Linked DNA regions of Homo sapiens: region 1 is linked to region 2. A link is an interaction called in ENCODE POLR2A ChIA-PET data of the cell type or tissue named here. Cell type or tissue: Caco-2. All regions are shown on one strand.

Region 1 (2,500 bases), 290 kb before region 2:
AGTGCAGTGGCGCGATCTCGGCTCACTGCAAGCTCCGCCTCCCGGGTTCACGCCATTCTCCTGCCTCAGCCTCTCCGAGTAGCTGGGACTACAGGCGCCCGCCACCATGCCCGGTTAATTTTTTGTATTTTTAGTAGAGACGGGGTTTCACCGTGGTCTACGATCTCCTGACCTCATGCTCCGCCCGCCTCGGCCTCCCAAAGTACTGGGATTACAAGCGTGAGCCACCAACGCCCGGCCTGAATGTTTTAAGTTTCAAGGAAAAGACCAATTTGGCAGCTACTCTGCTACCTCGTCACCTCCAGGTGACGTTGGGAGTACTGGGGAGCTAGGTTTCCAGAACTTTTTGCTCTTGAGTGACCTAAGACCCTAGCAGAGTTTGGTCAGTGTGATTAAGAATGAGCCTCTGTGGGTCTGTTTAGGATGCTTGCCCCCTCCCATTTCCTTAACTTGCCTGAATTCCTGCTGGGAATACAGATTCGGGGCCCTTCCCACTCTGTAAATATGGGAAAAGGTCTAGGAAGTATATACTCCTAGCAATAATATGTAGGGGTTCTATGACTAGGAAATTTGGGGAACTGTCCCCCTGACCGCTCCATCCGTAACTTCTGCACACCTTTTGGGGTACGCCGCCGACCTGGAAAGCGTTGCAGGGCGCTCATGCTGCCCGCAGGTGGCGCCACGTGATCGCGAGCCGCAGAGAGCCCGTACCCTAGGAGTCTCGAGGCGCGAGGACTGCTGGTCCGCAGCTGTGCCGGGGCCACCGACGCCGCTTACCCCGGCGGAGCGCCGCGCAGGTGGAGTTGGGGACAGCGGCCGGTGCCCCGGCTTTTTAGGCTGTGTGCATCCCAAGCCGCCTCTAGTTGGCTTCTCGGGCTTCCGGGGCAGGAGGGCGCGCGGCTTTGTGCCTACGAATTGAGAACTGGAGAGCCAGTAACCGGTGCACCGGGAACCTGCCGCCTTGCGCCGCAGGGCTTTAGTCCAAACCTGGCCGGTCCAGGCTCCGGGATCTACTACAGGGGCCCCTGGGGAGCGCGGGCCCCAGGGACGGCTCCTTCCCATTGGCAGCAGGACGGATGCCACGCCCCTTTTTCTTCAGCTCTCATCTTTGACTGGCTCTCGAGTCCCAGATGGCCACGCCCCCTCCCCTCGCACATACACAAGAGTCACGCGCCTTTCAGTTGGAAACTTGGCGTGCAGACGGGGACGGTGGCTCTCGTCGCCCCACCCACTTACCTTGCCATTGGTCCGCGGAGCGGCACACGGTCACGCCCCCATTCCAGCCCCCTGGCTGGGAGGGCGGGCACCCGCTTGTGATTGGCTGGTCGGCCTGCCTCTCGCGGGAGCAGCCGGCGCTCCTCTCCCTCCCTCTTTCCCTCCCGCGAGCCTCGGGGTTCCTCAGCTGGCTGAGGTGGAGTCAGTGTCAGTCAGGGAGGCGAACTGCTGAGCACTGGCCGCGGACGCTCCGTTGCAGTCTCGCCCAGGGGCCGGTACCTGCGCTCGCGCCGCCGGGTTGAAAGGATGAAGCCGCAGCTGGAGCAGCCACCCTATGATTGGCTGTGGCGCTTGTGAACCCAAAGTAAAGATGGCGGGCGGGCAGGCAGCCGCCGCACTGCCCACTTGGAAGATGGCGGCGCGCCGCAGCCTCAGCGCTCGCGGCCGGGGGATCCTGCAGGCGGCTGCGGGGCGGCTGCTGCCGCTGCTCCTGCTGAGCTGCTGCTGCGGTGCGGGCGGCTGCGCAGCGGTGGGCGAGAATGAGGAGACGGTGATCATCGGGCTGCGACTGGAGGACACGAACGACGTGTCGTTCATGGAAGGGGGGGCGCTGCGGGTGAGCGAACGGACCCGGGTCAAGCTGCGGGTGTACGGGCAGAACATCAATAACGAGACGTGGTCCCGCATCGCCTTCACCGAGCACGAGCGGCGGCGCCACAGCCCGGGGGAGCGCGGGCTGGGGGGCCCCGCGCCGCCAGAGCCGGACAGCGGCCCCCAGCGATGCGGCATCCGCACCTCAGACATCATCATCTTGCCCCACATCATTCTCAACCGCCGCACCTCGGGCATCATCGAGATCGAGATCAAACCGCTACGCAAGATGGAGAAGAGCAAGTCCTATTACCTGTGCACGTCGCTCTCCACGCCCGCCCTGGGCGCCGGCGGCTCGGGGTCCACGGGTGGCGCCGTCGGGGGCAAGGGTGGCTCGGGGGTGGCCGGGCTCCCGCCGCCCCCGTGGGCCGAGACCACCTGGATTTACCACGACGGCGAGGACACCAAGATGATCGTAGGCGAAGAGAAGAAGTTCCTGCTGCCCTTCTGGCTGCAGGTGATCTTCATTTCGCTGCTGCTGTGCCTGTCGGGCATGTTCAGCGGCCTCAACCTGGGGCTCATGGCCCTGGACCCGATGGAGCTGCGCATCGTGCAGAACTGCGGCACGGAGAAGGAGAAGAATTACGCCAAGCGCATCGAGCCGGTGCGCAGGCAGGGCAACTACCTGCTGTGC
Region 2 (2,500 bases):
ACAACAGCTTTTACCTAAACACATTTTAGCCCACATACCATTGATTCTCTCAGACCACAAGCCATTGTCTTCTCTCTGCTTTTACTTTTTTACATTTTACATATAAATTGCATGAACCACTGGGCATGGTGGCTCAAGCCTGTAATCCCAGCACTTTGGGAGGCCGACGTGGGCGGATCACCTGAGGTCAGGAGTTCGAGACCAGCCTGGCCAACATGGCGAAACCCTGTCTCTACAAAAATATAAAAATTAGCTGGGCTTGGTGGTGGGTGCCTGTAATTTCAGCTACTCAGGAGGCTGAGACAGGAGAATCGCTTGAACCTGGGAGGCGGAGGTTGCAGTGAGCCAAGACTGTGCCATTGCACTCCAGCCTGGGCAACAAGAGCAAAACGAAACTCCATCTAAAAAAAAAAAAAAAATTGCATGAACCAGAGAGTGCAAGGCAAACCGGTGACCACAGACATTAGGAAACTGTTGATCACAAGTAACAAGAAACCCAGTTAAAATGGCTTACATAATAAGGAAGTTCAGAGGTATGGTACGCTCTGTGGTAAATATTCAGTAATCAATATTGCCATTAAGGACCAAGTTTCAGCCAGGAGCGCTGGCTCATGCCTGTAATCCAAACACTTTGAAAGGCTGTGGTGGGCAGATGGCTTGAGCCCAGGAGTTCGAGACCAGCCTAGGCAACATGACAAAACTCTGACTCTACAAAAAATGTTTAAGATTAGGTGGGTGTAGTCATGTGTGCCTGTAGTCCCAGCTACTCAGGAGGCTAAAATGGAAGGATCACTTGAGCCTGGGAGGTAGAGGCTGCAGTGAGAGGAGAATATGCCCACTACACTACAGCCTGGGTGGCAGAATGACACCCTTATCTCAAAAAAAAAAAAAAAAACAGGACCAAGTTTTGTCTCTCTGCCCTGTAGTCCTGAAAGTTTGCTTCATCTTACGATGTATAGGATGGCTTCAAGTTTCCTCCTTCATGTCAACAAAGCACAGACACCTCTCCTCCACAACAGTCCTTCCTTTCAACCTAATTGGAATGAATTAGGAAACATGCAGACCCCTCAGACTAAAAGTCATTGCCAAGAAAGGATCATACACCAACAAATTAGATATTGTCCCTGGGGCTGGGGATGGAGAGGATACCTGAGCAAAACTGGAATTTTTCATGGGCAGAAGGAGTGGAGAGTGGATGCTAAGTAGGCAGCCAAGAGTATCCACTACAACTAGCAAAACTGAATATGCCTAAGCCTTGGGTTAAGAGTAGTACTAGAGAAATAGAAAAACAACACACTGGATGTCACATATCCACTAATCTTCTGGTTCTTAAATTTTTTTTTTTTTTTTTTTTGAGACAAGGTCTGGCTCTGTTGCCCAGGCTGGAGTGCAGTGGCACAATCTCGGCTCACTGCAACTTCCGCCTCCTGAGCTCAAGCCATCCTCCCTCCTCAGCCTCCCAAGTAGCTGGGACTACAGGCACACACCACCACACCCGGCTAATTTTGGTATTTTTTGTAGAGATGGGGTTTTGCTATGATGGCCAGCATGGTCTCTAACTCCTGAGCTCAAGTGATCTGCCTGCCTTGGCCTCCCAAAGTGCTGGGATTACAGGTGTAAGCTACCGCGCTAGGCCTGCTCAACTGGTTCTTAACCCTCATGAGGGTTAATTCACCATTAGAGACTGGCTCATGACAGCAGTGATTCTCAGAAACATCAGGAAGCCTATATTCTTGGTGGTGTTCTTTATGTCCTGAGTCTGTCCTTGCAAGAGAGAGAATGGTATGTCTCAGTGGTATAAAGAACCTAGTCCTGCACCTTAGCCATCCTCTGTAGTCCTGGTTCATGCTGTCCCCTTCTTGGATCCCACCCTAGTCCTTCACAGTGATATTGAGCTGAATTTCCCAATTTGGGAAATTTACTTTGGGAGTCTCAGAGCACATTTTGGTATGACAGCTCTATGAGATATTAATAGATGTTACTTAGAAAAAAAGTTCTAGGCCAGGCACTGTGGCTCACACCTGAAAACCCAGCCCTTTGGAAGGCTGAGGCAGGAGTATTGCTTGAGCCCAGAAGTTCAAGACCAGCCTGGGCAACATAGGTAGACCACATATCCACAAAAAATTTTTTTAAAAAGTTAGCTGGCAGCCGGGCATGGTGGCTCATGCCTGTAATCCTAGCACTTTGGGAGGCTAAGGCGGGCTGATCACGAGGTCAGGAGATCAAGACCATCCTGGCCAACATTGTGAAACCCCATCTCTACTAAAAACACAAAAACTAGCTGGGTATGGTGGCACACGCCTGTAGTCCCAGCTACTCGGGAGGCTGAAGCAAGAGAATCACTTGAACCCGGGAGGTGGAGGTTGAAGTGAGCTGAGATCGCACCACTGCACTCCAGCCTGGCGACAGAGTGAAACTCCATCTCAAAAAAAACCCAAAAAAACAAAAAACCAAAAAAAACAGTTAGCTGGCTGTGATGGCTTGTAGCTGTAGTCCCAGC

What was found. ChIA-PET counts read pairs that join two places held together with the same protein. Peaks named below come from ENCODE experiments on the same cell type or tissue, not always from the same donor. Only the 100,000 strongest peaks of a DNase experiment are listed, where the experiment ranks them.
Region 1: POLR2A ChIA-PET joins it to region 2 with 10 read pairs; 9 of 35 experiments call an interaction of 5 or more read pairs at or near these places.

The regions. Positions count from the first base shown.
Region 1 is chr10:102,916,932-102,919,431 of GRCh38, forward strand. CNNM2 (cyclin and CBS domain divalent metal cation transport mediator 2) reads left to right here and starts at 1,363. Exons shown (of 8, transcript NM_017649.5): 1 at 1,363-2,500. The coding sequence starts at 1,550. LOC107984265 (a long non-coding RNA gene) reads right to left here and starts at 1,404. Exons shown (of 3, transcript NR_160733.1): 1 at 1,237-1,404. RefSeq lists enhancers at 316-1,002, 1,003-1,689 and silencers at 1,159-1,338, 1,949-2,038. In Caco-2, a CTCF peak has its summit at 669 (motif pointing right); DNase peaks (open chromatin) are centred at 730 and 1,170; H3K4me3 peaks cover 2,389 bases.
Region 2 is chr10:103,202,019-103,204,518 of GRCh38, forward strand. No RefSeq gene overlaps it. Among named protein-coding and RNA genes, the nearest start is that of NT5C2, 10 kb to the left of the region's middle. RefSeq lists a silencer at 324-530 and an enhancer at 2,461-2,500. In Caco-2, no CTCF peak of the experiment used is centred here; no DNase peak of the experiment used is centred here.